Linked DNA regions of Mus musculus: regions 2 and 3 are each linked to region 1. Evidence: chromatin loops called from intact Hi-C (ENCODE). Cell type or tissue: heart. All regions are shown on one strand. Links, peaks and the distances in the headings refer to the core of each region. The heading gives the core; the rest is flanking DNA.

The links. Hi-C counts contacts between places; a loop is a spot of excess contacts. Peaks named below come from ENCODE experiments on the same cell type or tissue, not always from the same donor. Only the 100,000 strongest peaks of a DNase experiment are listed, where the experiment ranks them.
Region 2: it touches region 1 in a loop (4-fold over the local background); 2 of 42 quality-filtered maps call a loop at or near these places.
Region 3: it touches region 1 in a loop (3-fold over the local background); 8 of 42 quality-filtered maps call a loop at or near these places.

What each region holds. Positions count from the first base shown.
Region 1 is chr5:97,129,635-97,140,675 of GRCm38, reverse strand. Gm33609 (a long non-coding RNA gene) reads right to left here and starts at 8,902. Exons shown (of 9, transcript XR_003955944.1): 1 at 8,820-8,902; 2 at 6,945-7,065; 3 at 5,072-5,156; 4 at 4,391-4,803. In heart, for the core only: no CTCF peak of the experiment used is centred there; no DNase peak of the experiment used is centred there.
Region 2 is chr5:97,692,987-97,704,027 of GRCm38, reverse strand. No RefSeq gene overlaps it. Among named protein-coding and RNA genes, the nearest start is that of Gm34029, 62 kb to the right of the region's middle. In heart, for the core only: no CTCF peak of the experiment used is centred there; a DNase peak (open chromatin) is centred at 6,257.
Region 3 is chr5:97,597,505-97,608,545 of GRCm38, reverse strand. No RefSeq gene overlaps it. Among named protein-coding and RNA genes, the nearest start is that of Gm34029, 34 kb to the left of the region's middle. In heart, for the core only: a CTCF peak has its summit at 9,549 (motif pointing right); a DNase peak (open chromatin) is centred at 6,175.

The sequences.
Region 1 (11,041 bases), core at 1,158-9,157:
AGCTCCTGCATGCATACACTCACACACACCCATAAAATATTAAATAATTTAAAATTTTAAGGCAGCATATGAGAGTGCCCTCCTTTTATGACATTTGAATTGAATGTATACAATACACGTGAAGCACTAGGGATGTGTCTGGGATGTAATGGGATCTCTACAGGTGTTTGCTATCAGGAAGTCTTCTCTTGTCTGCTATTCAGTTTTAACTACCTATGGCCAACTATAGTATGCAAATGTTAAATAGAAAGTTCCATAAATAGACCTTTGAGCAGTATACCATTCTAGGGAGTATAATGAAATCTCATGACACCTTCCTAAACCAAGAAGTCGGTGTTGAGCAGAGCCACACTATATATGCTATTGCTTGATTAGGCTTGAAGTAGACTTCTTGGTTAACAAGTGGATTGTTGAGGTATCATAGTGCCCTGTATTCAAATAATTATTACTTGACCAAAGACCCCAAAGCACAAGACTTGTGATGAGGGGGAGGCATGAGAGTATAACATGTATGCATACATGGTGTGACAGGAGATCCAGAGCACAGGAGAAAGAGCACATACTGTATTTAAAACTAGGACTTGCAGAGATGAGGAGAGATACAGTAAACCCTCAGAGTGGACAGGGCTAGACTTACAGTGATAGAACTCCAGCAGATGCTAACAAATCCTGATGGATGATGGAGAGACTGTTGTCGGTCCTGTGCATGCAGTCAGCAAAAGCTTGCTACAGAACACTAATGAGCAAAGAACTTCGTGGAAAAACAAATCCAGTTGATCCGTCATCCATCCTTCCTATGTGTTTAATGAAGTACTAATCAGTGGGTGGCATGTAGTTACCCAAAGGCAGGGAAGTTTTACTCTGTAGTAACAATGTGTGGTGCTCACAACTGGGGCGGTAATACTACAAATTCCTCCAAGAGTAACTTTAAGTAAAATAAGAACATGTGGGGTCATATGGAGCTGCAGAATGAGCACTGAGCAAGCCTCAGTTTGTAATAATATAGTTCCCAAAGCAAACAAACAAACAAAAAGAAAAAAGAAAAAAAAACAGTGTGTCCATGCAACTTAAACCTAGACTAATAGTCAAGATGACTTACAGGAATAAATGCAAGCTGCAGGTTCCAGCAATTCAAACACATCAAAAATGTGTGGCATAAAGTCAGATTTTCTCAGGCATAGAAGATAGTAAGAAAATATAAGTTATAATGATAAAATAGAGCATTAATTTAAAATAACAACACCAACAATGGGTGTGATCCACAGATACGGACAGTGTAAGAGTCACTGTAAGCATGCTCCGTGTGCTTACAACATCAAGTAGAAGCATAGCTAACATAAAAAGATACAAATAATACTTTTGGAGATGAAACGTAACATGTGGATAAAACCCCAGAGAGGATTGGCCAGTTACACATATCAAGAAAAATATACTAGTGAGCTGAAAGTTACAGACATTATCCAAAATGAAAATTTGGAGATTTTTTTAAAAAATATAAACTAAACACCTATGGAGCAACTATAAACTGTCTACTATATGTGATATAAAATTCACAAGCAACAAGTGCCCCAAAACAGAGGAAATGTTTGAAGAAACTGTGGCAAAGATTTCCTAAATTTGATTAAATTAAAAAAAAAGCAGTACTCTTATAGATCCAAGAAGAACATAGATACCATAAATAACCCTATTAAGAAACTAAAATTATAATTTGAACCCATTCTTTCAACAACATCTCAGACGCAGATGATTTTATTAGAGAATTCAATAAAGCAATTAAGAAAGAAATATTGCTAGCTCAGACCAGGCAAAATGTGTCCATTGGTGCAATAGTCACAAGGCTTATGAAGATAACCAACTGCTTTCTCATCAGAGCTGAGGCCCACCCCACAGGTGGGAATTTCTGCTTGGCACCTTAAACTGATCAGAAGCCCATGGATAACTGGGCCAGTGAGCTGGTTCAACCAGTAATGGGGCTTGTGGCCAAACATTACAACCTGATTTTTAAAATGAGTATATAAAGTACTTGATAAAATCTGATATCTATCCTTGATAAATCTGATTCGGCTGAGATTTCAAAAGAATTTTCTTAACCTGAAAAAAGTCGATCAGTGTAAATGCAAACGGTATATAGGATTCAAAGAGAAACCAGAATGTGACTGATGGCGTAAAGTGTGTCTTCCATTCCCCAAATCCTGAGGTTCCAACCCCAATATCTCAGAACACTTAGAATTAGAACCCTTTAGAGAGAATTACAGGAAAGAAAGGTCAGATTGCTGGGTGATGGTGTAATGTAGCTGAAGTTCTGATAAAGAGAGAGGATGAAGACACAGACCTTGGGGCAACCATGGTGGGGGACACAGTGACAAGACAGACATCTGTCACCTCAAGAGGAAAAACCCAGATGACACCTTGGCTCTGGCTCTCATTTCCAAGTATGTGAGAAAATGAATTTCTTTTGCTTAGTCTACATGGCCTGAGGTATTTGTTTATAGCAGTCTTGGGAAAGTAATACAGCCAGTTAAGCCTGAGTGGTGCCATTTAAAATGAAAATAAATGTATAATTCTCTACAAACATACACAGTATATTTACTTATATTAGCTGAATATAAATGAAAATAAATAATGCACCTGAAAAGGTACAGAAAACGCATGTAACAAAATCCAGTACCTATTCATAATTACAAATTCTTAAGCATGACAAAAAAAAATACCTTCAATCTGAAAGATAACCTATGACAATCCATAACTCACATCATCATAAGCCGGAAAATACTAAACGCCTTCCATAAAGCAGTGTCAGAGACTGCAGACAGAGAGGAGGACCTCTTCATGTTCTCTATTCCACGAGAGAGAGAGAGAGAGAGAGAGAGAGAGAGAGAGAGAGAAGCAACTGCAAGGCATCCACCAGAGCTGGAGAGACAGCTCAGTCCTCAGTCGTTAGGGCCACGGTTTGCTATTGCAGAAAACCTGGCTCAGTTCTCAGCACCCACATGGTAGCTCACAACTGCCTATGACTCCTGTTCCGTGGAATTCCGTGCTCTCTTCTGACCTCCAAAGACGCTCACACACCAGGTGCACCGACCTACATGCAGACAAAGCATCCATACATATAAAGTGACATGCAAAATTTAAAAAAGACATCACTAGAGAGAAGAAAAAAACAACAACAAACACCATGATTATCTACATAGTCTAATACTTCACTGACCATTCTCTACACATTAAAACAAACACAACTGAGATAATAGGATATAACACTGCAGGCTATAAACTCAACTAAGATAATAGATGTCACAGAGCACGGGCTGCAAACTCAGCATACAAAACTCAGTTGCGTTTCTATATAGAATTTACAAACAGTCAAGCAACTGAAGTTATAAGTCAGTACCATGTGTCATACCACAAACCCCACGAACACCGGTATCAGTTCTACTGAAAGCTATGTGAGCCTTCTGTGGTGAAAAGTGCAAGATGCTTAGGATACAATTACAGCTTGAATATGTGCGGAGGTAAAACAGGTAAATGACCAGCAGCTGTTAAGCATTTTCCCAAATCTATGTATCCAGTACAAACCACATCAAAACCCCAGCTCCTTTTCAGGGAGAAACTGACAAACTAGTTCTAAAATGTTTATGAAAATATAAAGCATCTAAAATGAAATCCGCTATGATCCCTACACTCCCCACTGAGAACTGCCTCTATGAAAAAGGGTGGAAAAGAAATTATCCTATTATAATAAATACCAGCTTATTCCAATCTTTAATTTAAAATGTGCAAGTGCTACATAGAATAGCCTTAGATATATCATAATACTGCCGATAATGGAATTTTAGTAAGTTGCTTATTAGATAAATTTCATACTAACTAAAATAGTATCCTGTATATTTACTATATGCAATATACTATATCAGGCAATCTGGGCACAATAGAGCCCACAAATCTCATGATCCATTTTGTAGTTTGTGTTATTGAAAATGTGACACACAGATATGATTGGTCTGGGGAGACAGCTCAGCCAGTGAAATGTTTGATCCACAACCTGAAGACCTGCAATTGATCCACAGAGCCTGTGTAAAGTATCTGGGTGAGTGGCACACCCTGGTAACCCTAGTGCTGGGCGGCAGAGCCAGGGAATCCTTGGGGTCTCTCTGGCCTGGCAAACTCGTCCCATTGTCAAGTTCCAGGACAAATGAGAGACCTTGTCTCAAAAGCCAAGGGGTATGGCTACAGAAGAATTACACTCAAGGTTATTCTCTGGTCTACACAGGCACACATATACAGGCATATATGCATTCACAGTCAGATACACACAGAGTCTTAGTTAGAATTTCTACTGGTGTGATAAGACCTGACCATGACCATAAAAAGGGAGAGGGGAACGCTTGCTTACCTGCTTTACACTTCCACTCCATGATTCAGCATCACAAGAAGTTGGGCAGGAACTCAAGGTGAAAGACAATGAGTCAAGGAGGAATGGAGAGCCATACAGAATGATCTGTTGCCAATGCTGGACACTCACTGCTTCCGAATAAGCTATAAAAAGCACAGGTCACTTGACAGAAGTATCTGCTGGGCCATTCAAGGCTTCTCCAAATAAGCTATGTAGTTCTGTGGTTGGGATAGCGCGTGAGCAGCAGAAGAGGAAGGGGTGTTTACTTTCTCCCACCCACCTTCTGCTTCCTATGATCAGAGATTAATCCAGGACAATGCAGCACACTCCTGAGTTGAGTCATTAGCTCTTTCGGTGGTGGATAAGACTCTAGGTACCACATACAGCTGTGGGCTTCATGTGAACTGCAAAGGCTATGAGTATCATAGGTTCTGTGTTAGAGCTGGTGGTAAGCCACAATGACAGCTTGGGATGAGAAACTAACATGACAAAGGGAAACTGAGGCAGGCTCTAAGATCTGCCTCGCATGCTAACAACTTCTGTAAAAGAGACATTTAGTTAAAGTGTATTCGTTGAGGTTTTGCCAGTAGTCTACACAGTAAACAATTGCTAAACCTCAGAAGTTTCAAAGAAACAAACAAACAAACAAACAAACAGAATACCCATCTATTTCTCTCTCACCTGTCTGCAGGTCAGTAATAAGTTGGCAGAGCTCAACTAGTCCCAGACTGGCACAGATTCAAGCTGGTTTCTTGTATCTGGGTTTCTGAAACTCAAGCAAAAAGAACTCTGGCTAACAGTGGCATGCTGCAGTCACGGCAGATGGCAGAAATATAAGAGAGGCCAAAGAAAACAGCCATGCCTCTTAAAGCCTTAGTTCAGAACTGACACATTACCATATATATATATACAACTCAAAACTGTCACTTATTTTCTCTAAAAAGCCTCTCTGTTCTAGTACAACTTACTGTTCATTTCTTCTGGATAATCCTTAGTGACTAGTATATAACATAACTGGGGTATTTTTGGCAATTGGTCTCCTATTCGTAGCCTTATTCTGGATCTGTTAAGGCAGCCGTTATTTGGCCATCTCTTCCTCGTGCTAAGACCTGATAATTGAATGCTCGAATGGTGCTTCATTAGCAGCACCAATTGTTCCTGTTAACACAAAGACCGAGGACATTTAGAGACACTCCAAGTGCTGTTCATTCATGAACTAGAAGCAAAAGTTCCTGTGCTCTGGAGACCAAGAATAGCCTAGATGTTCCTTAGCCTTCTACGCACCATGTGTTTAGTTAATTAACACACTCAACTTTTTCCTCTTTTTCCCCTTCTCTCTCTCTCTCTCTCTCTCTCTCTCTCTCTCTCTCTCTCTCTCTCTCTCTCTCTTTCTCTCTCAACTGCTGCCAACATTGCAAAGTCAAAATAGCTGTGGAGGGACAAGCTGTTCTGCCTCGTGCCTCATCAACATTCCCTGTTCAGTGTATCAACACACAGGGAGCACACAGACCCCCATGCTACAACTCCTCAAAAAAAGTCCCCTGGTGGGGATTTTCTTCTGAGGAAAGCATCAGAAGAAAGATGGCACTCTCCTTCATACACAAAGTCACAGCTAGAAGGCATGAATTTAAACTATCACTCATTCCTCGAAAAGACCTTATGCAGGGTCATACACTGAAGACAAGATTAAAACTTGCAAAGGCATTTTCTTTCCAACAGATCAATTTAAAATCATTAGGAGAAGCTCGCTGGGGAGAAACTCAGTGGACTCACACTCTAACTCAAAGCTCCTCAGTCTGTTGGGGAGCATTGTAATTTCAAACAGTGACTGCTGCGATCATCCTGTATCGGGTAGATAAGATGGCTCAGAGGAAGGGTGGTGAGGTGAGATGCTCCAAGCTACTTTATTACAGAACCCAGAGCAGGAAACCAACTTTGCTATTTGAAATGGGGAGAGAGGGGGGGATCACTAAAGGATTCACCTACTCATCTATATTTGGACACATACAAAATTGAAGTGTTTCTCTTACTCGTGTTCTTATTGACTAAATTGATATCTACCTCAATACAAAATGGAATGAAATACCATAAGCCTAAAAGCAGAGTTCACTGATAGAGAAATCTTTCATTCGGGGGACATATATCATCCTTTGTTTAAAAAAAATTAGGGGGGGGGGGTCAGTTTAGAGTAGATTCTGAGAGTTACTTCATACTAGGATTAAAGGAAGGGATGTTTCTGTAGTTTTCAGTCATTATGGAAAGTATTTCCCGCAGACCAGGAGGAACTTTTAAGGAGTAAAGGCACTTTTCGTCACGATTGACAACTTGAATTGGATTATTCCCACCTCCTGGAACTCACATCGTAGAGGGAGAGAACAGACTCCTGATAACTATCCCTTGATCATGGCGTAAGTTCCTTATCCTGGTGTTCCAGCCCCTCGGGCATCAGTGTCTCCTACTAAAACTGAACTGCCTGCCAGAACTGCTACAGGAAAGGGGAAATCCGAAAAACAGATAGCTCTCTAATTCTTAACTCCTTGAGATAATCACTTACCAAGGGAAAGGGTCTTCTTCGGTTGTTCTCATGGTTGGTTGGCGTCAATGATCTGGGCCTGTGAGGTAAATCATGTCAAGAGCTGAGAGCAAATGGAAAGTTTCTCTCCATGGCCTGGAAGCTGAAGAGGAGGTCCTAGTAGTACCATTTCCTTTGGAAGTACACACTCCCCATCCAATGACTTAAAGATCTCTCACTCGGCCCCACCTCCTAAAGGTTCCATTACTTCCCAGTAGCACTCTACTGGGTAAGCCACTACAACACAGTCTCTTAAGCGCCCTGAATCTCTCTGGCAGAGGCATATTTACAGGCTTCAGGACTCGGATGAGCACTTGGAGGCCTCACTTCTCCACTCTGTCTACTAACAGAAACTTTAGCACATCTAAAGGCAGGGCAGTCTGGGAAACATGGCCTTTAGTCACTGTTAGCGAATCTCTTTAACCAGCAGCTTCTTTTCTGAGCTAATGAAACTCATGTGAAGGAAAAATATACAATATATATATATATATATATATATATATATATATATATATATATTAGATATACATAGATACAGATGTAGATTGTTGAATGATAGACTATAGCAGTCGAATAAGAGAACTTCCAAAAACTGACATTAGAAGGATTTTTATATCAGTGTCTCTGCAGTCTGAATGTGAAAAACTACTTCCATTCATATTATGGCCCTAAATCATAAAGGAAATGTACGGTAGCATCATCTTAGCAATAGCAATGTCTGAGCATCTAACATGCGTTAATAAGAAAATCAAAAGCCCAACAAAATAAAAGTTGCCTGTGACGGCAGCTGTTAAGAGAAGCAAGACATTCTCCGCCCAGGATTTCCTAACCTGATGTGGCTTAGATAAATCATCTGAGTTAATCAGCAGTTTGGGCACCAGAATGGAAAGTCTGTCCCCCAATATAGATGATTTGGCTCCCTAGCCAATCCAGAAATCACAAAGAACTGCTAATACCTGTTTAAGCCTATAAGTTAAAAGTTCGTTTATATGAAGCTGGAAGGGTTTTTAAATATCTTTCCCTGGAAGTGTGGGTGTAAATTTTATGTAATAATAGTTGATAACTCAATAATTTCTTGTCATTAACACACTCTATCCAAAGTCAGTGTATATAGTATAGTATTTATGGCTTCAAAGTAGAGGCTTATGAGGGAATGAAAAAGACCCCTTCCTATCCTCTTGTTTCTACTCTCTAGCCTCAAGTTTCCTACAGGGACAATAGTGACATTTTGAACACTAATTCTCTTCACAGGGGCGCTTCTGAAGTTCAGATGGTGGCAAGGCCATATCCCCTCGAAGTCCCTAAGGAAGAGAGTACCCTTGTCTCCTGTCGTCTAGCAGTCTCCAGCAGCTCTTCCTGTTCCTCCACTTACAGAAGCATGTCTCCAACCACTGCCTCCAACTCCACATGGCTTTCCCTCAGTGCACTGGGCCCAATTTTCCAATTGCTTCTTAAGAGTCTGACCTACCTCGGCATGATCTCATCTGAATTTGAATATATCTGGCAAAGACCTCATTTTAAAATGGGGTCACATTCACTGATCCTCGGTGGGCAAAAATTGAGGTGAAGAACATTATTTAACCCAGTGCAGTTTGGGTTAATGGAAGTTAGGTAAACTTGAGTAAAATGCAGTCATGGTTTTTTTTTTTTTTTTTTTTTTTTGCCTGTCTATCTACAGATTAAATTTTGTGCCAATCATAAGCCAATAAAGAAATGTTAATATAGCACCAATGGCTTTGAAATGTTACATTTTAGATCACACAAAATAAACAGCTTCTCTTCCGTCATTCTGAAGAAGATTGCAGTTACCTCAGCTACGTTATACCAGAATATCAACCAAAGAATATAAGCGCCTACCTTTCCACGGGGAAATCTCCAAGTAAACGCATATTTCTAGTGATTCCCATTTTCTTCCATGACATTTAAATAATCACATAAAATTCTGATGGAAAAAAAATGAGGCTTAGTATAGGTTATTATAGCATCCACCTGACTCACTTTTCTATTTTGTTTTCTGGATGGGGAGTGATAATAAGAAAAATAAAACCAAAAAAGACTGAGTCATGATCTCTCAAAATCAGATAGACTAGTTACTGCTAAGCAAGAAGGGCTAAATAGGCCCCTTAACTAGATAGACTAGTAAGTGTTGAGCAAAGGTGATTAACTAGGTCATACCTTAACCAGGTAGACTAGTTAGTATTGAGCAACGAACAGTAACTAGGTTCCTTAACCAGGTAAACTAGTTAGTGTTGAGCAAAGAGGTCTAATTAGGTCCTTTAACCAGATAGACTAGCTAGTGTTGAGTAAAGAGGACTGACTAGGCTCTCTTGGTTCAATGGTGAGCCCAGGAATGTGACCTTATCACTCTGTACCATCTCCACCATCAGACATGTGTGTCTAAGCACCCATGAGCATGAAAAAGGCGGTATCTAACGAGCTACAGGAAGAGGAACTTTGACTTAAAAGAAAACAGCAAAGGACAATGGTTTCCAGAATTCACGTCACCCCATCACTGTTACCCCAGTAAATTGGTGGAAATACAACTCTTGGTAGAGTGCACGTTTCGGTTGGTCATACGAGTATTCTTAGTTTTCTTCCTTTTCTTGGTTCCTGGTGATACCATTGTCTTACCCTAATCAGACAATGTTTCTATCAAAGGAGAGGGAATTTTTTTTAATCCAGGGCTGAATTGTGACTCTGCTGTAAAATACTGTACATATTCATGAGGCCTAAGTTTGTTTTCCAGCACCCAAAAAAGAAATTCTATGCCTTAAGGCTTATATGGAGATCATATCATTTGCCAAGCCCCAGATATGATTATGATAATATTTAAGAAAAATGTATCTTTGAAAGCTGAGTTACACAAAATTTCTCAATCATATTCACTATGTATTTTGTGTTAATCCATCAATCTGGTGGGTTCTTTAAACTGTGACAAATTGAATCAGTTTTTAATACATCCAAAGATAACATCTAGATCAGTTACCACAGTATACTTGTGTAATTAGTCAGACGTGTCCTTAGGACACTAAAATATTTACTAAGAAGCAACTTAAGATAGCCCCCTGTTAGAAGGAGCCCAGCCTCGTGGTTTATTCATCTGTCTACCCACCTGGAAAGTCAACCAGCCAGCCTTACATATTAAGAACCAATTCATGGATGTTTTTCATGTTGAACAATTAGGACTATCCAAAAGAAATTAGCCCTGTCTTCAAGAACTGTATGATATCAGTAATGTCAAATCATTTTATTTAACCAGTATCAGGATAATGGGCACACATTCCCAACATCTCAAGTATGTGTTTACTTACAAATTATGAGAAAGGACAACCAGGAAAATATTCTTGGTGAGCACAATACATATTATATCCTGCACAATGCATATTTATAGCCTGCTTAGATGTTCAAACACATAAGAAAGATGCACACAAAATCTGAAGCTCAGAGGAACAGTATGAGATATAAACAGCCGAGTTCAAATCAAGAAACTCTCACATCAGTGCTCTCAAAGACAGTACTCAGGTACTCCAAACTCTGCTGATACCCAGATACTCCAAAGTCTACTGCTCTCATCCGACGATCTCTGTGCACCCCATCTCCCGCATCCCATAGGTTTCCATTCCCTGCACCTCCATACATACCCTGTTATTATCACTCCAGCATACAATGTCAACACATTGAGAAGTGACATACCAATATCAGCTAGCCCCATTAAATTATCTGTATCATACAAACCTTGGACATAGGGGGGAAAATGATTTTGCTTTGGAAAAAATCCAAAGTTTCCTTGGTTTTAATTTTGTGTGGAGAGCTAAAGGAAACTTCAAAGAACTGGCTGAGGCTTAAGTAGAAAAAGCCATTCCCCATAAGTTCTTTTTTGCTGCCATTAACAACATCACAATGGACCGCCAAATTCTGCCACGCTATTGGCAACTATCCTCATATCACTAAAAGGAATGATCTTATCATTGACAGATGCTAAGACTCAGTGCTTTGAATCACACCATGTGTTACAAATTAAAATGGCTAAAATCACAATAATGCTAATCTGGAAAGAATAGGAGAAAAAAACAATTGCT
Region 2 (11,041 bases), core at 1,962-9,961, 560 kb before region 1:
TGACTTCTTCAAATGTGGCCTCAGTAATGTATCTATCACAAAAGGCACATGAAAATATGCTAACTACTAACTTAAAAATAAGACAGAAAGAAAGCAATGAAGTAAGGAAATTGCACTTTAAACTGTGTACTCACATGAATCAAAGCGTTCTGGTCATAATTCAGCTATTATGGTTACCTACTGGCTTTCTCATAATATGGAACCCCTATCCGCTAAAACATTCTTCCTGCAGGTTTATATAAGTTCTGGGAGGTATTATCCTATACGTCTCATTTGCACACTGGAGAACTGAAATATAATTGAGTTATTTATTTCATCCTTGGGAATATTATTAATGGAACAATTAGAATCCACAGGACTGCAGCATTAATGGGCTACTTCATTAGGACTTAAGATGAGACCATGCCACAGCAAGGAGTTACCAAAGAAAATGGAAAGACATTTTTAAAAGAGAGAAATGATAGCAACAGTCCTTGAATATTGTCAATGGACTTTAAAGATCCCGGAATTCAAAGCGTTAACACCTATAAGCTGTTCTAACAAGGGAATATATACTGTTAAAGATTGGGAGTTATTTAAAATGCCAGTGAGTGTTATAGCAGTGCTCTGAGATAACCATTTCATCAGCCTACATTACTCTAAAATTAATGAATAATGAGGCGATGCCCTTCACATTCTCTTCCCTTTCCATTCCAAGATATATTGATCAGATGACATTTATTTAAGTTTGGGATAATGTATTAATTTCGAGATAATTATTCAATATACTTTTGTCACTGTTGATATGCTTCAATGTCATCCAGGGGCCGAGGGATGAATAAACTGTTATCTGACATTGGTGGACAGAGTGCTAGAAATAAATGCAGTTTTTCTCCTTGAGATTCACTGACTTGGGTTCTTATGGGAGGGGGCCATGAAAGAGGAGACAGACAAAGATAAAGAGGGGTGGTTAGAGTAACCCCCAGGTTAAGAGGGCTTGAATGTATTAAAAGACCATATTGGGGGACACAGTGCCTTTTCTATTGTTGCAGGGGTCAGACTGATGCTCAGCAAAGCTGACAGAGCCCATCCTTAGTGGATGCCACTGCAATATTAACACTCATTTGGAGCAGATGTGACTAAAAGCATGAAACATTGAACAAACAGCTGCCACAGATCCAGTGCCATTGCGTAAGCTCTTATGTTCTATTAATGCCTCGGGTTGGCGAGGCCAGGAGGGCAGACTTTATTCCTCACAGTTCCTTAGCAGATGGGCTGGATGATGGCTCCTCAGAGAAGGGCTGCCCCATAGACATGACCTTACACCCCATGTAAAGATTCTAATACAAAATACCTACCCAAGAAAAAAGATGTATCTAAGGTCAGGTTATGCCGTGTCGAGAAATCTGTACATATGCAGAGTACTTCATGGATACTGGTTTCTATTTTACTCTATTTTATTCAACTTTGATTTTAATAGTGGGCTAGGCTCGGCGATGTTTCCTCTGCTCTCACTTTGTGATTTCCTGTGTTCACACTTGGGTGTGTAGGAAGAGTCAAAAGCTCATTGGCTCACACTCACCTACTTCTGTTTACCTGATCCAGTGAGCTCAGAGTGCCTCCAAGTCTACCATCGCCCATCCCACACCCTGGTGGAATTCTGTTTTCATCTGTTCACCAGGACAAACTGAAATTCCAAAATGCAAAGCAAAGAGGTCAAATGTTGTAGATCATAGGAAAAAAATCCATTCATACTAAAAATCATGCACTCTCTGGCTGTGGTGCGATAGAGAGAACACGTGGGTGGTGTTGAAGTTTGGTCTGGTTCTGGCTACAGCCCCATGCTCCCAGGAATAAGACTCAGACTCAAAATATTTTTACAAATACCTCAGACTTATAATTACCTCTTCTCTGATATTCTGCCATTTGTCTGGTTACCTGTGCTCAGATACTATGTGTCCAACTTGTCACATCTTCCTGGCAAATCTACCCCGCCTGGCTGTATCCCAGAATTCTGTCTCCTCCTGGATATCCCATGTCCTCTTTCCTGACAGGTGATGCATCCATACAATACACAAAATATTTTCTCTACAGGGTGGTGTTCACAAGTTCAAATAGCACAAGAGCAGGTATGTCTCTGGCTTATTCTCTTTCCGGATGGTTTCCACTCCATGGCTCTATCATTTTCCCATGAAGACTAGGGTCACCTGGGTAATCCGTCTGTAACAAGCTGCACTGACCTCCAGCAGGTGCAGAACTTTTTCAAGGTCAGTGGTTTATGGAATATATTTTATTTATTTTTAGAATGCAAGGCCTTCTAGCTACAATTATGTTCTACCCATCATTACTCTCCATATTCTTCACCCCAACCTGGGGAGTGGAGGTCAAGGAAGACAATGAATGTGTGCAGGATGAAAAAGAGAAGCCATATCTTGAAAATGATACAGGAAAGCAGCAAGTGTGTCATTTATCCATTTTCCTTGGTACCTACTCTGTGCCAAGTATATATGAACTAGTACCATGATCATATAACATTTGCATTTCAATAGAGAGCAACTGACCAAAAGACAGTAAGCAAAGAGCTTGGCCAAATGAGTTATTCAAAGTCTTTTAGATTTGGTACCTGCTACAATGATAACAAAGTAGGCTATAAAAACCTATGGCAGTGGGGGAGGGGATGTGCTGAGTGAATCAGAAAGCTGAGGGAACACTTCTCCGAGGAGAAGGCGTCTGAGGATCAACAGAAAAACAGTGCAAAGAAACCACCACTGGGCACATTCTGAAAATCTCAGATGGAGGAAAGAGTTAAAAATAGACCTACAGCTGACAGAATCAAAGAACATTACAGGCAGAAGGAAAGTATTTTGTCACCCGAATTATGTTATAAACTCACCTTATGACCATCTGAAGAGTTGTGGGTAGAGGGGACACAGAAGGAGACCAAATTTCAGCACTGATTAGCAAACGAGTCTCCCAAGATTCCTCAAAAACTCACTGTTCACAGAGCTGGGAATCACAGCGAAGTTCACTTCTAATCTCAGCTGTTTTTGCAAATGTAGTACCATGCCCAGGAAAAAAAAGGCAGGCTAAGCATGACTCTCTCTCTTCATACACACACCATTTGCTGCCTACTTATCACAGTAGCCATAGTTTCAAATATGGAGAACTTTACCTCCCATACAGGAAAGGCTGAGTGAGAGCTGGGAGTTGTACATTAGTGTTTGCCTCAGAAGGGAATGAAACTAACTGTGCTGAGAATGGTACCAGAGGGGAAGCCAGCTCAGAATGTTCTGTCTTTTTTTTTCTCCCTGGAACCTAACATGACATAAATCCAAAGCCAGGAAGTCACAGTTCCAAACACGTTGTACTAGATACTGCTTAGAAACAGCAATGCAATGTGTGAAATGCCTGTCGTGCTGAAAGGCTCTCGACTTCTCATGAAAGGGAATGTCTGGAAGCCACCTTCCTACAGTATGTGGCATAAAAATGAAACAAGCTGAAGTTGATAATAGCATAAAAAAGAAAAGCTGGTCCTGTATATGTTGGCATAATTATAAAACATATGTGCAGACATGGAAAAGATAAACTGATGTGCATCTACATGGTGGTAGTGATGGTGGTGATAGTCTGTGTGCACGTGTGTGTATATACATGCATATGGGCATGTGTGTGTGCATGTGCATGTATACATACATGCATGTATACATGTGTGTGCATGTTCATGCATGTATGTGTGTGCATGTTTCTACATGTGTACATGTGTGTGCATGTATGCATATGCATGTGTGTACATGTATGTGCATGCATGCATGTATGTGTGTATATGTGTGTGTGTGTGCATGTTTCTTTATGTTTGTGTCCGTGTGTGTACATGGTCATGCAAATTCAGGATGATGAGATGAAGAAATATATAAGGTTTCATAATTTTGTATCATTTAATTAGTTCAAGGTATATAAGCAACATAGTTTGGGTTTTGTTGGAACTGAAAACCACCACTTGTCATTGTCTGCATACTCTCTTTACCACAGAGTCAAAAAGGTTCTAATGTGCAGTGATTCCAAGCATGTATAAAACTATATACTGAGATGTACAAAGGAAAAAAGGAGAGTACTTAAGATATCTCCTGGGGGTTGAAATGATTAAGAATGCTTTATATTACATTTCTAGATGGTTATGTAAGTTCCATAAAAATAAACATTATCTTCATAAAGATAGATGGTTTAAGGATTTTTTTTTTAGCTGAAGCAATATAGTCTGCATTGGATAAACTTGCCTTAGACACACAGGATGGTTTCAAAGCTCATACAGCAAGCTCAAAGAACTAAGTGACACCAGCAGCAAGTGTATGCTGTTGGGAAGGTCCCCTTCTCTAATATTGCAACTTGTCACACAGGCACACTACCAGTGTTCTAATATAGCCCCTGGCTTGTGACTGGGTCTCTACACCTCAAGCTTGGTTCAGTGAATGCCATTAGGCTGTAATATAAGGCACTCCCAGTCTTATGTTAAGTTTCTGTAGGATGAGGCCCCTCCAGGATTCACCCATGCTAAAATTTTCCCACCCATCTTTCCTCTGTCAGTGTGTTAGCTAATTTTTTTGTTGTTGTTGTTAAAGTGACACGAGCTAGAGTTGTCCAAGAAAAGGAAACCAGAGTTGAGAAATTGCCTCATAAGATTGTCCTGTGGACAAGCCTGTAGGACGCTTTCTTGGTTTGTGATAGATGTGAAAGGGTATAGCCCATTGTGAATCAGACCATCCCTGGGCATGTGATCCTGAATGCTCTATGTAAGCAGTTTGGTCAAGCCATGAGGAGCAAGCCAGTAAGAAGGAGCAAGCCAGTAAGAAGCACCCTTTCATGGCCTCTTGTACCAGTCCCGGCTGTATTTTCATGACCTGATTTCTCTCAGTGCTCAACTGTAATCTTCGAGGTGTAAAAAATATTTTCACCAAAGTTACATGTGATCACAGTGTTTATCACAGCAATTGCAAACCTAATTAAGACAGATGATGTTCATTGACTACTCAAGGTTTCACTAATCTTTTCTTCTTATTGCAGGGAGTCGACATTCAGTACAGAGTCTGCTTGATGTTAGCTTGCAGTTCTTTAGATTAGCTTTGCTTTCTCAGCAAAATCATTACATCCAGAGCAGATCCTATATATAAGCTCAAGAAAATATTCTCTTGCTGTAAGCAAATGAAAGTATCCATGGACTTAATGATTTGGCTTATTTTAGACTTGGAGAATCTATCATCTATCTATCTATCTATCTATCTATCTATCTATCTATCTATCTATCATCTATCTTTCCATCATTTATTATTTTAAGGAGTATTGGTGAATTTAGGACATTGTATACACTTGGCCAGTGTTCTACCATTAAGCCTGCATCACCCCAGAACATTTCAGAAATATATTTCAACTTATAGAATATTGTTCCAACTTGGAAGACCCTCTTATTATACCAGCTTTCCTAATAGCTCTGCTTTAGAAAGGATCAAGATAGTAAATAATTTTCACTTCTCTGAAACACAGCTAACCCTTTCCTAATAGAAGCTAAAGGAAGATTATACCCCAGAGTCTTCAATGGTTGCTATTTGAGATCTATAAGAATGCTAGCTCCTCTCAGACTTCTGTGTACTCCAACAACTAGCATGTTGGGTTGTATGTGAAAATAATATGCAGAACTTTCTTATTTTCATCTTTATTCTATGTGTATTCTATCACCAAATTTTTATGGTTTTAATTCTGAAATATCACATCTAGATATTATGTTTCTTATTGTTTAATCTTCGAGGCAGCACTTCCTGGTTTACTTGTGATCAATGGTCTTAGTGTGATTTATTTACTGGTAAGTATACTTACCAACTAACAAGATGGTACTGAATCAATACCAGAACTAGTCTTTGTGTGCCTAAGACATAATTCCAAGAAATATAATTTATTGACCTCAGATCTAAGTTGAATTATAGAGCATACGCTTTGCTTGGAGCAGTAATGATGCTTCAGAAATTGCCACCTGGCTAACAAGCCCAGTGAGCAGTGTACAAGGCTCTGATGTCATTTATAACAATACCTATACATCGGATAACAAGAACTGCACTGGCTTCCACCTCTGTTGGCTGTCCTAAGTGCTGGAAAGACTAATTTGCCTCTCTGAGTTGCTACTGGCCATTGCCACCTGCTGACTTTGGCACTCTGATCCCCTGGCTCCCCTCCTGGAATCCTGGCAGCCTTCCCATGATGCCAATCTTGAGCCAGAGAATGCAGGGATGTTTGGAACTGCTCGAATTGCTGAGGCCACATTGTGCAAAGAGGCTGACAATGGGGAATCGCGTGCTCCCCAGGGTCCGTGTGTTGACGACTCTGAAGATCAGCTGGCTAACAGCAGCAATGATTGGAAACCGCCCCAGCAAAGGCCAGATATTGGCAAGGAAAGAATATTGAGAGAACAAGCATCTGTAGCAAAAATAAACAAGGCTTTATGAGATAGTTGTGAACCTTTTTTTTTTCATTCAGCCTGAATTCATTTTAGACATTTAAAACTTTTCAGAGCATTGCACTTGAACGTTTATATTTTACTGTTGTACCTCTCCATCCGAATGCTTCTACTTGTAAGTTGTGTATTAAAAGTTAGATGTTCTTATTCAGGATGGGAGTTCTCAATTGCTACTCAGTCATGGTGGATTCTTGGGTTTCTGAAACTCTGAAATTCTTCCTCTGTGCAGTTTTTTAAGACCCAAAATCTTGATGTTTTTGATTACTTGTGTTTAAAAAACAAACAAACAAAAAAAAAAAAACCCCAATGTATAGAGCTGAGGATATACCCCAGAGGTAAAGCCTTAACCTAGCAAGCAAGACTATATGATTTCAACCCCAAATAACTGAAAATATTTTTAAGCACATTGTCTGAATAATAAACTAAATAGTCTTCTCTTAATAAGGATGGAACATTTGTGAACTTCTATCTAACCAGGTTGCAGGATCTCACATGATGTTATAGTTGAGTCAGCACGGTTGCTATTCATTATAAACAGAATCATGATAACCAATGTAACATTTCGCAGATATGAATCATGGCTTGTGGGAGTCATTTATTAAGTCAATTTTATTTAATTCATGTCTGATGAAGTCAATAGATTAGGCCATTAATAGAATAGCCTGATGTACTCAGAGGTACTGAGAACAATGTACACGGCATACAATGAGGTTAGGAACAAAGAAGAGGGGGAGATGAGGACCAGACCATCTGCTGCGGCTTCCATGGAAAGGGATGGGTGAGGATGGTTAATAGGTTTAGGTGATAAACAACTTTAAATAATATCAGCTAGCCCTGGGACATGGCTCTATATCTTATGAAAGTCCTGGCCCCAGTAGGAGTGGAGTATTAAAATAGCCGAAGTACTGAGTACTAAAGACCTGAGAGAGGAAGTAGCTGTGACTGGCTCTGCACAGGTTTGCTATGTCTAACGAGAGGCTGCGTTTGTTTACTGTATCTGCTAATGATCCCAAGAAGGGCAGCCAGCTAGCAGATCATCAAGAACAAAGAGTAACAAGACTGGGATTCATTCCTGAAGTTAGCCAGCCTGTGCAGGATCATGTGGTAGTGAGTTTATGACAATGGAAACATAACTTGTTTGGCTTTATATATTGGCTTCAGAGAAAAACTCCCCAGTCTCCCTTGATTTGTCTGATAACTGCTTTACCACAGAGGGAAATAATATAATGACGTCTAACATTCATTATGGCCAACCATAGTCACTTCCTGACGTTATGCAGGGAGGGAAGAAAAGAAAGAGGAAAGCTGAGTGGAACCACAGGTGTCCAAAGCCCTGTGGACCATGATGACAGGCCCGTTTACTGTTCTGATAGCAGAGACACAGTAGTATAAAAGCACCAAATGGTTAGTGTGTGTGTGTGTGTGTGTGTGTGTGTGTGTGCGTGCGTGCGTGCGTGCGTGCGTGCGTGCGTGCGTGCGTGCGTGTGTGTGTGTGTGTGTGTGTGTGTGTGTGTATTTTCCTTTGTTGGATGACAGGGTATTTGGAGAAAGATTCCTTTTCTTCTGATTACTAGAATCGTAAACAGCTGGTGGTCAGAATTTGAGACAGAGGGTACCCTGAGTCTATAATCTGGCATTTAGGTGTCCTGCTATGTCTAGCTCCTTCACTGGGCTAGTTTATTAGTTATTGCTCTGACGATAATGTACAAAGATAGTATTGCCTTTAGTAATGCTCAAAAGTAATTCCAATCTTTAACTATCCAACATGAGAAAATTTGATAATTTTTTATCTGTTAATGCTTCTGCCTCTTATTTCATACATTTCCTTAAGGATATGAGATTTTCATCTTCAATTTTTATTCCTCTTCACTTAAAACTATACAGAGTTTAATCTTTCTATAAAAAATGCTTCTGAAGAACAAGCAACCCAGACATATGTCATTAAAAATCAAGAAAGTGCATAAGATTGTTATGGCCTATTTCTGAATTGTCCCCCATGAAAGATGTTCATGTTTCCAGAACTTGGTCTCTGGTGTTTTTTGTTTTGTGGGGCAGATCCTGGCAGGACTATAAGGAAAAATATGGAACAGAAAAATAGAAAATTAAAATTATCTATTACCTTTGCATATGAATGTATTATCTTTATAGCATAATTTTTAGTTATTAATTTGTATGTATGAATATGTATATGTGTCAGGGTAGGGTATGTGTGTGTTGTGGCATGTGTGTGGAGATCTGAAGAAAACTTTCTGGGTTCTGGGGATGGAGCGCTGGTTTGCAAGGTGAGCGACCTCACCTGCTGGGACATCTTGCCAGCAATTGTCCATGAATTATTTTCCATTTTATTTCTGTGTCATTATCTTAAACATATAAATTTAATAGGAAAAATATATAGTTTCTATTTCATTTTACACAGCGTTACGATCATTTGCAAAGCTGTCACATACTCATTCATGTGATGTAATTAACATCATCTTAAAGTCTTTCAGATTAATACAAGAATAATTGAGCACTTGAGAATATGTAGCTCTGAAGTAGAGGTCCCATGATCAGAAGTTACATTAAGGAGGAACAACTTAAAAACCTCTAAATACAATCAAAGAACTTTCTTCAAGACATAGATGTGCTTGCCTTAGAAACTTAGATACAGTAACATTAAATCTCTCTCTCTTGCAAGAATGAACCAATCCTCAAAAAACAGACCAAAGCTCGCTTTGTATTGCGATATTTCAACTCATTATAATCTCCTATTCCTTGTTGCCTCCTACTAACTTAACTGCCTTAAGAGACTTACAGAAGACTCGAGCTGGGTACAAGGTTGAATCAATTGCCACTAGAGCCACATCTAATTACTAAGAAGGTACTAGGGACAAGTTGATGATGACAGGAAAGAAGAGAAACTAGGCGTTTCATTGGAGATACCGGAGATGAAGGAAATGAAACAATACTTTAAAATATGCATCTGGTTAAGTGGGAAAGAAGAAGATTGCCACTGATTGAATAGGAAAAGTGACAAATTGATTTTTTTTTTATCTTAAATATTTTTCCCCCAAATCCTCTTTTGCCTGGAGGTAAGTAAAAGTATAAAGTATTGCTATATATAGGGGCGCAGTATTGTTCCCTGAATGAGAATGGTACCTAAACAACACATCAAGACACTTGGCCCTTTACAAGGGCAGTCATCAATTCATTCATGGTTACAGATCTACTCTACTCCTTAATGATTTGCACTGAGTACTGTGTGCTAAATATTGAAGTGAGTGACTTCATCCGTAAGTAAATACACATGAGACCCTGTTCCAGGAGGGACTATTCAAAGGTTTAGAATGTTAGCTTAACGAACTGGATGATGACTTTAAACACTGAAGGAGAATTTGTGTATGAAGGATTTGGTTTCCCTCAGATGATCCCCCATAGTAGAAATTTAACAAAGTAAACACTATATTTGAAAAGTTGAGGATAAACACAATCAAGACTCCTATAAAAGTTGGAGTTTTCAAAAGTTAGAAAAAAAGTCTCTCTGGAAAATGCCAAACTCTCTTTCACCAGATGTAAGTATATGGTGGACAAGCTGGAAAATGACTTAGAGTGGACCCCAAATTGAGTAAACACCCGCTAAATCCATCCCTACTTTTACAGCCGCGGGATTCTACACAGTGGGATATTATGCAAATGATTCCACAGACTCTTACAACTGATCTCCAGAACTAGCAAACTCAGAAACTACTTGTTTCCAGAGCCAAGAATGTTGAGTGGAATCCTCCACTTCCTCCTCAGCTCTCCCCTGGGTACCAAACTGCAGGGGAGTGAGAGACTGTGCTCTCTTGATAGATGAGCTGGAGAATCCTTCACAGCTGTGTTGTGGAAATATTCTCCACTTCCCTCACGATAACATTGAGTCATAAAAGGAGAAAATGAACATTTATTTGCCAACTCCACCTGTCTGCTGGGCCCACCATATCTATATTAGCATCAAGGGAGCTTGCCTATACTGCTGAAAATTTCATCAAGAGGAGCGACGCAACTGCCATTTCCCTTAAGTTGTGGTTAGTGCTGGTTTCTCTTCTCATCAGAAGCCAGAAGACAGGAACTGAGCCTTGGATGGCTCAGTTGTCATCGCTAACATTAAGGGAAATGGTTGGAACCGGAAACCTCAGAACATTTCGAGCTTTTTAATCCGAAAAATTCAGAGCTAGATTGAAAATTCCTTTTGTTCTAAATCCAGTCTGGATCCATAAAAGTCTTCTCACTGGAAAAGAAGAAAGAAAATGCATTTCCTTTTGTCTTTTAGATCCAGAAGAGGTCAAATAAAAGGGGGGAATGGGTAAGACTAAAAAGAAACCGAAATTTAAAAATTGCAACATTCTAGAATTTATTCTTTTTTTTTCCTCTTAAAGTTTGTCAGTTCTCTCTTTATAAAACCACTGTAATAACAACCTTTCCATCATCATAGAGATTCATGTGAGAGTTAAGAGTGGCGTTTTCATTCTATGCTAATAACTAACACAAATTGATGTTTCTGTTTTCTTTATAGTAATATTTGCTTTTGTTTTTCGTTTTGTT
Region 3 (11,041 bases), core at 1,969-9,968, 470 kb before region 1:
ACAGGGGAACGCCAGGGCCAAAATGGGGAGTGGGTGGGTAGGGGCGTGGGGGTGGGTGGGTATGGGGGACTTTTGGTATAGCATTGGAAATGTAAATGAGCTAAATACCTAATAAAAAATGGGAAAAAAAAGTTTCCAGGAGTTCTACATCTTCTGCTTATAGCAGTCAATGACCAAAGGCTAACTACAAAAACATTCAAAGGCACTACTCCCTTATCTCAAGTTAGAAAAGACTCCATCTCAATTCATACTCCCAGACCATGGGATGCTAAGCTAGTTCACTAGTAACTACCCTCCCTCAGAGTGCCTTCCCACTTTCTGTCTGCCTCAGCCTCTTCTCTCTCTCTCTCTCTCTCTCTCTCTCTCTCTGTGTGTGTGTGTGTGTGTGTGTGTGTGTGTGTGATTTACTTTTTTAACATTACTTGTTCCATGTAGCCTGTCTACTTAAATTCCTGACTCTTGATCAAACTAACTTAAAAAACAATGCAATCTGTTCAATATAGTAAAAGAGACCAGCCTTTGAATTAGGTAGCATAGCTAAGCAGATAGAGAGATTTAAAAGGGCAAATGGAAGATTCTGGAATATTAATGTATTGTGCAGTTGTAGGTCACATGTAAAATATCATTTCAAAGCATGTTTATCCTACTTCTCCTTTATTGATGACTCCAACATTATAAAATGTTACATTTCTTGGAAGTAGGCATGTTTGTGTACCAGATAGGCCAAAGAGATATGAATAGAGGTCTCGATGGAGATGGTGTCTTTCCAGGTAAAATGGAGATGTTTCTTTAGAAGGACATTTTATCTCCTCTTCTCTACATATGAGCTAGTAGCCTGGAAGAGCAAAAATCATCTGGTGACCTTGACAAAAGAAGCAAAGATAAAAGGTGTTATGTGAAGATTGCATAGTGAAAAGGCTCTGGCCTCTCGGCTGCGTCTGCCTATGCTGTCAGCTACTGGCTCTTTGGTCTCACAAGCAAATTAAACCCTTCTTTTAAATCACTTATGGTCAAATTTTGTGTTCTATCTTGTGTTTATTTGTTTTGTAGTTGAACTCAGTCTTGTTACAACACCATTAGATGATAAAACAGAGCCATACCAAGAGCCCCAGGGTTATACTTTATTAGTGAAACTCCTACTGACTACAAACTAGTTTCTACCTCTAAGCATTTCTTGTAATGTATAGCTTCTATGTCAAGTTGTCTGAAAAAAAATAATAAAGCCAAGAACCGTGGTGAGACATGTCATTATTTTAATCATGTGTAGACTCATGATTCTGTGGCCTAAAACCAAAATATCTGGATCACAAAGAAGCCACTCAGGTCTCAGAGCAATGTTAACAGTTCAGAAACATGAACCAAATGGAAAAGGGCTAAACCTGAAGGATTTTTTTTTCCTGTGCCTTAGCCAAAAATCTGTCTGGGAATTATCACCAATATAAATGCTGTGGCTCTGGTTTCAAATCTTGCTCAAGAGAAGGAATAAGTCTTGTCACAACAAAGGAGTCAAGAGCTATTTTGGCAAGTTTTGCCCATGCTTCTGAGGAAGAATGATTTTCTGGGTCAAGTAACATTTATATTACATAGACGTGGACATAATTGTCTTACTTAAATAGCATATAAAATGTGATGAGTGCTAATACTTCTGACAAGTGCTAAATTGAGGGTGTAGTTTTTGAGCCTTATGAGGAACACTCTTTGTCCTTGAAACATATGCATAATTCTGTAGTCAAGTATCAGGCACACGGGCTCTGAGCTCGAATAAAATAATTTGGGAACAGGAAAACTATGAGAAATAAAAGAACAATGGCCAAAAATAATCTATCACATTTTATATTAATGTGCAAAAGTTATGAATTTCCATAATCTTTATGCATGGCTGATGAAATGCTATTCTGTCCAAAGAAATGCCTCTACACAGTGGAGAGCCAGACCATATGTAACATTACACACAAAGACACACACATAGCACCATTACCACCACCAGTCCTTGTCAGTCTTTCATGGACGTTTTAGCACATGCCAGTATTCTCTGTCACTTTCAATATTCTTTATAAATCTTATACTTGAAAACAAAATTAAGCCAATGCTTATATAAGAAAGAGTCCCTCCTAAATAAAGTAAGAACATTTTTTTCTCAGAGATCATAACTTCTGAGTGTAAAATACAGTCTTACAAGGAATTTAAACTTTCTTACAGACTTTCAAAGCAACACCTCTGACTGCATTTGACTGTTGTACAATTTAAAACATCTTTACCATATGCTTAAAACAATCAGTGACCACGTGGAAAAGTAATGTGTTGAGAAACTTTCATTTTTGGAAAAGAGATTTTAAACTTTAATTTACATGTATTCAGTTCTCAAAGGATTTTTGTGTAAAATATATGTACAGTCAACCATGGAAAATTATGGTCACCTTCTAGTCTGAGTGAGTCACCTACTTCATCTCCTAATCACTCAAGACAGATATTGAGTTATTGGACGAGACCACCCAAGTATGGACTTCAGGAATATAAAAGCCCAAGTTCCTCAAGGAGCCTACAGAAAATTTTGCAGCAGATCCATCTCGAGGAGAACAGTGAGGATTATGGATCGATACATGCAAAGACACATGCAAAATGATGCTGGTATATAGCTCCAGGGCAGCGGTCTCAACCTGTGGGTAATGACCCCTTTGGGGTAGAAAGACCCTTTCACATGGGTCGAATAGCAGACATCCTGCATATCAGATATTTACATTATGATACACAACAGTAGCAAAATTAATTATGAGGTAGCAGTGAAAATAATTTTATGGTTGGGTGATCACCACACAAAGAACTGTATTAAAGGGTGGCAGCCTTAGGATAGTTGAAAATTACTGCTATACAGGGGGAAAAATGAAAAAAGAATGCCAAGAAAAGATTGACAAAAGACTTAGAATTTTAGAGAATCAATGAGAGTTTATTAACTTAATCTAAAGATAAGAAATAAAATCAACAAAATGATTTTTGTAGAATAGGTAAGTAGACAAGGTGACAACAGCAAGCTCAGTTCTACAAACAGGAGCATGGGTGGGCTTATCTGACATCGTCACAGTGGGGTTCACATTTAACGAGCAATGCAAGGTCATGGGTAGTTTTAAATATAAATCATGAATATTTATATATTTTGAGAATTCAACTTTGATCAAAGTAGTCATTTTAGAGTAGAGTACAAGCAGAGACATAGATAGCAAGGCAATAAATAGCTTAGTATAGAGATAAGAAAAACGAAACTAATATGGCGGCTACAGCTGCAGGGCAGACAATATTGAGAAATGCTTGAGTTTGGAAACCGAGGCCAAAATGCTGATATATTAGAACCTGCCTGTGGATGGTTAGGTAGATAATCAGCTCAGAAAAACAAACCGAATATAAAGAGCATAAAGATGTAAAGCATAGGCAGAATTTGATTATGTGCAAGGTACCTATCCTAAACTGCAGCACATAACAGTAGGGTCTTCTGCTGTGCATTACAACTATAAACCAGAACTTGAAATAAAACTAGAAAGGCACAAGGAGTAAAATTAGAATTTAAAGACAAAAGACTAAATTCAGCATATGATAGAAAGTATAATTGAAAAGGCAACATACCACAGGGTAGTGGTTGGTCATGCCTTTAATCCCAGCACTTGGGAGGCAGAGGCAGGCAGATTTCTGAGTTCAAGGCCAGCCTGGTCTATAGAGTGAGTTCCAGGACAGCTGGGGTTACACAGAGAAACCCTGTCTTGAAAAACAAACAAACAAAACAAAACAAAACAAAAAATAAAAATAGAAAAAAAGAAAAAAGAAAAGGGAACATACATAAAGATAAATCTTAGAGAAAAACTTACTTAGGGGTTCAAACAAGAGGCAATGCTAATTTTAACCCTAAAAATTATATCTACTTTCTTTTTTATTTTTTGTTATTTTATTTTATTGTTGTTTTGTTTTATTTTTGCTTTTTAAATATTTTATTTTTGAAATAAAAATATAATCACATAATTTTCCCTTTTCTCCTTTAACTCCTCCCATGTACACCCTTCCTTTCAAATGTGTTTCATTTTCAAATTGTTACACACACACACACACTCACACACCATACACCTTTCAAATGCATGTTTCTTTTTCAAATTGTTATTACACACACACACACACACACACCTTTCAAATGTATGTTTCATTTTCAAATTGTTACACATACACACTCACTCACACACCTTTCAAATGCATGTTTCTTTTTCAAATTGTTATTACACACACACACACCTTTCAAATGTATGTTTCATTTTCAAATTGTTACACATACACACTCACTCACACACCTTTCAAATGCATGTTTCTTTTTCAAATTGTTATTACACACACACACACACACACACACATTCACCTTTCAAATGCATGTTTCTTTTTCAAATTGTTGTAAACACACACACACACACATACCACACACCATATACACACTCTCCTAAATATGTAAATGCAGCCAGTTTAGTCTGCATAATATTACATGTATGCATATATGATTTCAAGTCTAACAGCCTGGTATTGGATAACCAACTCACCATGCGTGCCTAAACAAGACCTGAATGGTATCTTAAACATGCTAACAAGGAATAGAGACATCTCACTAGGCTCCACCCTTAGCCAAAGGACTCTAGGCAGCTAAGGGCCACTGAGAGTTAGAGAAATGGTCTTTCTTGATGTCATGGTTTGTATATTCTTGGACCAGGGAGTGGCACCATCTGGAGGTGTTGCCTTGTTGGAATAGGTGTGACCTGGTTGAAATAGGTTTGTCACTGTGGGTGTGGGCTTAAGACCCTCAACCTAGTTGCCTGGGAAGTCAGTCTTCACTAGCAGCCTTTGGATGAAGACATAGAACTCTCAGCTCTGCCTGTGCCATTCCTGCCTGGATACTGCCATGCTCCTGCCTTGATGATAATGGACTGAACCTCTGAACCTGTAAGCCAGCCCCAATTAAATGTTGTTTTCTATAAGACTTGCCTTGGTCATGGTGTCTGTTCACAGCAGTAAAACCCTAACTAAGACACTTGAGGAAAGCTCCTCTCTTCTTTTATATACATTTGTGCTTCTTTGAATGTTCCAGTCTGTGTTGAATTCTAATAATTAATAAAATGGGCTGGGGGCAAGGCCTGAAATAAAATGTCATTTCAATAATTCTTCTAAATTAGTTTAAGCCTTAAATGTCAGTTCATAAACTTATTAAACTGTTATGTGTATTTTTTCATATTGGTAGCAAGAGTTCTGACACTTGCATAGTAACTTTATGGAAGTTTAGTCAAAGAACAGTCCAAGCCCAAGAGCAGTCCAAGCCCACTAAATAAAGCTCTAAACTGCTACCTAGAAGTTCTTCAGGATGACACAGAGCAAGTTACAAACTCAGCAGTGACTGCAAGTATTTCTGGGGAATATGAAGAGTCGGTCAATCCAGCCATGGAAATTTTTACATCTTAGATTCAAGGAATATTTAGTACTAGGTTAATTGCCACTTACATTTCAAACTCTTCAGTGAATCTTAAGAAAGGAGATTTGTACAAATTGAAGATTTCACTTCCAAAGAATAATACACAGTGTCCCATTTGTTCTCTGAAAATGGAAACTCTGCTGTTGCAGCTCCTTCATGCATATGACATTGAACACTTTCATCTCAGTTGATCTATTGATGGCAAACAATGCTGCTTTACCACTGATATGTTGGTAGCTGAGCAATGGAATTATCTTCCCATTTTTACTTTGTCACTGTTTAAACAGTAGATATCAGAAGACCCCAAAATTAAGTGTAATCGAGCAAGACATTTTCCAAACCTTAGCATCTGGCAGTTTTTTGTGCCTGTTTATAGCTAAAAAAAAAAATAATAATAACAAACATGTCTTTACACATGTAATTTTATATGCCATGTCAGCAGGTAACATACTTCAAACAACCTGTGGCACACAGAGATGAAACAACTATTTTATCTTTGAAAATAGGAGAGTCAGCCAACATAGTGTTAAATACAATTATAAATAATCCTCGTTCGAATTTTAGCAATGCTTGAACACTCTGTTCCTGACTCCTCTTGCATTCTCAGCCAACTATTAGATTAATGTATGATTTGTGTAATTCCTCCAGATGAAGAAATTGAGCTGTAGACGTTTGGGACTGTGCCCGAGGTGACATAACAAGTGCGTGTTAAAAATAGGATCAAACTGGCTCTGTCTTGTCTGGTCTGCTTTCTGTTTGTGAGAGCATAGCATTTCTGTTTAGTCTTGTAAAGGGAGAGGCTGCAGAAATCCAGCGAATCCAGATTACTTTAAGTCAGACAGTGCCACACTCCAGTCTTTACAGGGTTCCCTAAATACTGACACACTTGAATTACAGATGACCAACTTCAGATAATGACCAAGTTGCTCATTACCATAGATGGAAAGAAATTATCAGCATTGGGTTTTCCATTTTCAGACCATTGGATGATTATCTATGCTGACACATAGAGTGGTCAATTTATTCCCAAGTGACATGGATTCCATGAGTGATTTAGTTTATTGACAAATCCTCACTTAAGTACTAAACCTGGAATCCTGAGACTATAGGGCACTTCTTATACTCTGTAGCCCTACCTGCATGAGTCTTAAGCAGTGACTGATTGTTCTTAAAATGTCCTTGGCACAGGACCACTTTGCATTTGTTATTAAACCATTGGCTGTTTTTTAATTTTAAGAAGTATTAGGTTTTTCAGTGAAATAATGCCCGGGAAGTGAAACCAACATAAAAAGATCTAAAATAATGTCTAAGAACATTCCAGAAGCAATCTTTGAGGATTTGCAATATAACCCTTCTAGACCAAATTGGTTGCCTGTTGAAAATGTACTCCTGTCATTCATAGACAGAGAAGGTGACTAAACGGTTAGTTACATGCTTGGCTGGGTAGTGCAGCCATGCTCTTTCCTGGGCAGGGTGTCCTTTTCCTGTGTTGTCTGTGATCTTGAACCAGAACTACATTTCCAGCCTGATGATCTCCTGAGACACTGTGACTTGTGCCCCATCAGCTTTTAGGTGGGGAGAGTCTTTCATTAAAAAAAAAAAAAAAGTATTGCAAGAACAATGGTTTATGCAGAGCAAATGTAAGCATGACAATTCAGTCCTGCGGTAGGACAAAACATGTCAGAAATGTACAAGGTGCCAGTTTGATTTTATTCAGCAGGCAACTCTATGCTCTGAAGGAAATGGTTTGCTGACCTACTGGTTACATATGAAGAGGAATAACAAGTTATAAATTAAAATAATGCTGTTCCTCTGGTTAGTGGGTAAGAACATAATAACACTGGAATAACATGGAACTTTTTGCCCAGACAGTTAAATTAACTCACTGGAAATGCAGCAGACTAGATGATTCTTTCCAAAAAGTAACATAATCATTTCTTTTTCAGGCTTGATTAAATTCCCTCTGCCTGTGCAGATTTTATTTCTGGTCCCAAATTATATGTATCCATTCCTGATCGTTGAACAAAGCATAGACCCTGAACGATTCGTCTCCAACATTCAGTAAACTCAAGCTACGGTAGCTCCAGGCACTGAGCATTCCATGTGAGGGGGCTGAGTTGAGCGCTCTGCTGTATAAGATGCTATTTGCATAGACATATGAATGTGCACACTTTGGACACATCCTCAACGGGATTTGTTTTTTATTGTGATAGGCAAACAACCCTAACTGAAGTAGGGCTTCCCTGTTAAAGTGCTCGGCCACCTTAACCCAAAGCAGGTATCAGAGAGCCTGACAAACCAAGTCACCCAAGACATATTTGCATTCTGAGCGTCAGCAAGGCTTAAATTGTATACAGAACAGGAATCTGCTGCTGACACCATGCTGAGGTGGCCAATTTTCTGGTCATAACAAGGACTAAGCCCTTCAGCCACATCAGAAGGACTGAGTGTCAGGGTTTTGCTGAGGGATCACAGGCAAGTGACAGGAATAAAAAAAGCCTACTGTGAACCTCGTGATAGTTGATGACTCTGAACTTCTTTAGTCGGAAAGCATCAGAAGCTATGTAGCAGGGCTTGTGCAAATCAGCTCTGCGCTGTGAACTGACTTGCAATGTATTTTTATTCACATACACAAGAAAAATGTGAAGTCAAACCAACAAGAAATAGATGTTCGGACCTAAAGACACTAAAGGCCAGAAGAAATGAGCTCCATTCAAACTCATTGTAGGTGAGTATTCAGAGGCAGACTGGCTGCTTCAGCTGTTCTGCCCTTACTAGGAAATAAAGCCAGTGAGTCCCTGAGGACACAGCACTCGAGAAGCACTAATTGACCTTTAGACTATGTGAGTAAGGTGGCACACAGTAGGCATGTCTTATGGTGATTGTAATGAACAGTGAACTGATCACCTTGGGTTTACCTGCTACATGTTTTCATATTTGTACTCCAAGCAAAGCTAAGGGTCCCCTTTAATTCAGGAACTTAAAAAGAAAGGGTGGACCACTGAGGAAGTAGGTGCTGGCATGGAAACAGCATAGGTGCTGGGGCCAAAAGGTGACCTGAGATAAAGCTACAGTGCTCCTGCACCCTAGCCAGCTATCTCACCATGCTTTCTACACATCAAGCTTTTTAGAAACACAGAGTTAGAGCTCAAGGCAGCATGGTAGACTCAGACACAAACTGAGGGTGAACATCTAAGAAAAACATGGTTTCAGGAACTCCTCTTTAAATCCTTATACAAATAGAATGGAATTCCATGTAAATTTCTAAGAAATATATTAATTTCTTATTAGAAACAGGAATGATTACTCCTCATGTTACATAATTTGCCATCGTGCTGGGGTGAGGAAGGGTAGTAACCCTATACTACAGTGAACCCGGCCACGCTGAAAGTGATCGAAAGCATGTCTGATTGTATTTCCCCCCTATTGGTTTAAGTCTTTTAAGCATGTCTGTAATTATTTTGTAAAGGCGCAAAGCTGAAATTTGATAAACAGAAAAGGAACTAAGCTACTAATTTACCCCTATGTAGCTCATTTGTGTATATTAAGCTAAACAGAATAACAACAACTACAACTATAAAAATAGAGCCCATCCAAACCTGTTCAAGGCAGCTCACATTGCTACCATTTTCAGTTAATGTTTTTCTATTTCAGAAATAAAAGTATACACGAAAAAATGCATCTACCAAAAAACAAGTTGGACAAACCAAGATAACCGTCGAATGTTATTTCTGTTTCACATTCATATTACAATCATGTAAACCTTTGTGATTTCTTTGAATTAAAGCAAAAATCACCTTTACAGTGAAAGGTGAGCGGAATTTACTTGCCCCTGTGCAAGTATATTACCAACACCGTCAATTCCTTGAAAAAGAACAACAAAGGAAAGAGAGAGAGAGAGAGAGAGAGAGAGAGAGAGAGAGAGAGAGAGAGAGGACGAACAATAAAAACAAAAATACTTCTCTTAGGATTTGAAAAAGACATGAGCAAAATGCCCTGCCTTAGGAAGAGATGCAAGCAGTGGACTAAAAGTAACCTTGATAAGTTCGCAACTCGTACAGTTTCTAATCAGTAGAGGGCTCCCTCGCCTCTACAAGACCTGAGGTGGAAAGCACCATCTAATGAGCAACAGTCACACATTGTGCATGCCCCTGTGTGCCCCCCCCCACACACACACGCACACTCACACACACGCACATTCGTATGCTCACATCTACGTGAATAAAGCTGTCATTTTTATTGTTTTCAAATGCCTTTAATATCTGTTTAGTTTAAATCTCAGAGAAATGAAGGCACAGGCAGCACCCACCGGCAATATGCTTGAACATTCTCTACCTAAAAATGCCGATAGGTGTTTGCAAGTTTCCTCCGTCTGGTGGTGACATTCCTCGGTTCTCATGTACACTTGGCTACTTTCCTGAATTCGAGTGCCTCTGGTTTCTCCCTTGCTTGTGTAATTGACATTAGTGTCACTACTCAAGCTTTGCAAAATAACTAAATAATAAGGGATGCTGCTGAGGCTTCCTCTTCATCATGCCCTACAAAACCGGATGTTACAAAATCCCCCATATGCATACAATGCAACGCCTGACATCACGGAGACCAGCTATATTTCCCTCCACTGAAAAATAGATGAAGACATCTTGATTTGGTTGACTTTTATTGGAGATTTTTTTCTCTCCTTTTCTTGGCTTGGTGGCTGATTCACTCACTAATCTGCAATGAAAATGCCAAAACTATACAAACCTCACCAGGGTGGAGATTTGTTGCAAAAAGAGAATTTCTGGCTGTGCCAACGCAGAGCTGGATTCATGTCCAGCTGCACCCCCAGGACAGTTTCCATGATACAGTTAAAAGCTGGCTGGGCTATCGGCAGAATCGAGTGTTTAAACATCTTGCTGATGGTTCTCATTGCCCTCTGGCTGCTTAAAAACACTGGCTTTAATGAACCTCTCCAGGGGCCCTCTGACGTCCAGCTGATCTGAAGTTATCACTCATGAGTTTGCTCAGTTGCCAGATTTCTGAATGTGTGCTGGATGCTCTTATAAGAAGGGAGAGGAGAAAAGCCTGTATCGCGATAATTGTGAAAGCTTGCCGCCCACTTCCCAATTCACATGGAATCCATTGCATGTCTCTGCTTAATGCCCTGACAATTGCCTCTGGGATACCTTTGTTTCTTTAATACATATCACGCCTTCTATTCGGCCACTCTAGCCTGGAGCATTACACTGGAATAGTGTCCAGGTGATGTGTGGAGGCTCGCTGTTTGTCTCACCCAATTTCTTTTCTGAAATTGAACCCCTGAAAATCTTATCACCTAAGTGGTTTTGGCCATTTCCAGAAGGCATGTCATATATGCTCCAAACAGCTTAGTCAGATCTCATGACTCCTGAAATATACTCAATAGAATCAGCTTTGGCTCAGTACTAGGGAGCCCAGTTGCGTGTACCTTGCTCGGCAACCTGAAGCTACTACAATTCACACAAATCTTTTCATCTCTTCCTCTCTAAGTCCTGCACTGGTCTCTCAAATGGTCTCAAAGTAGAGATGGAAATG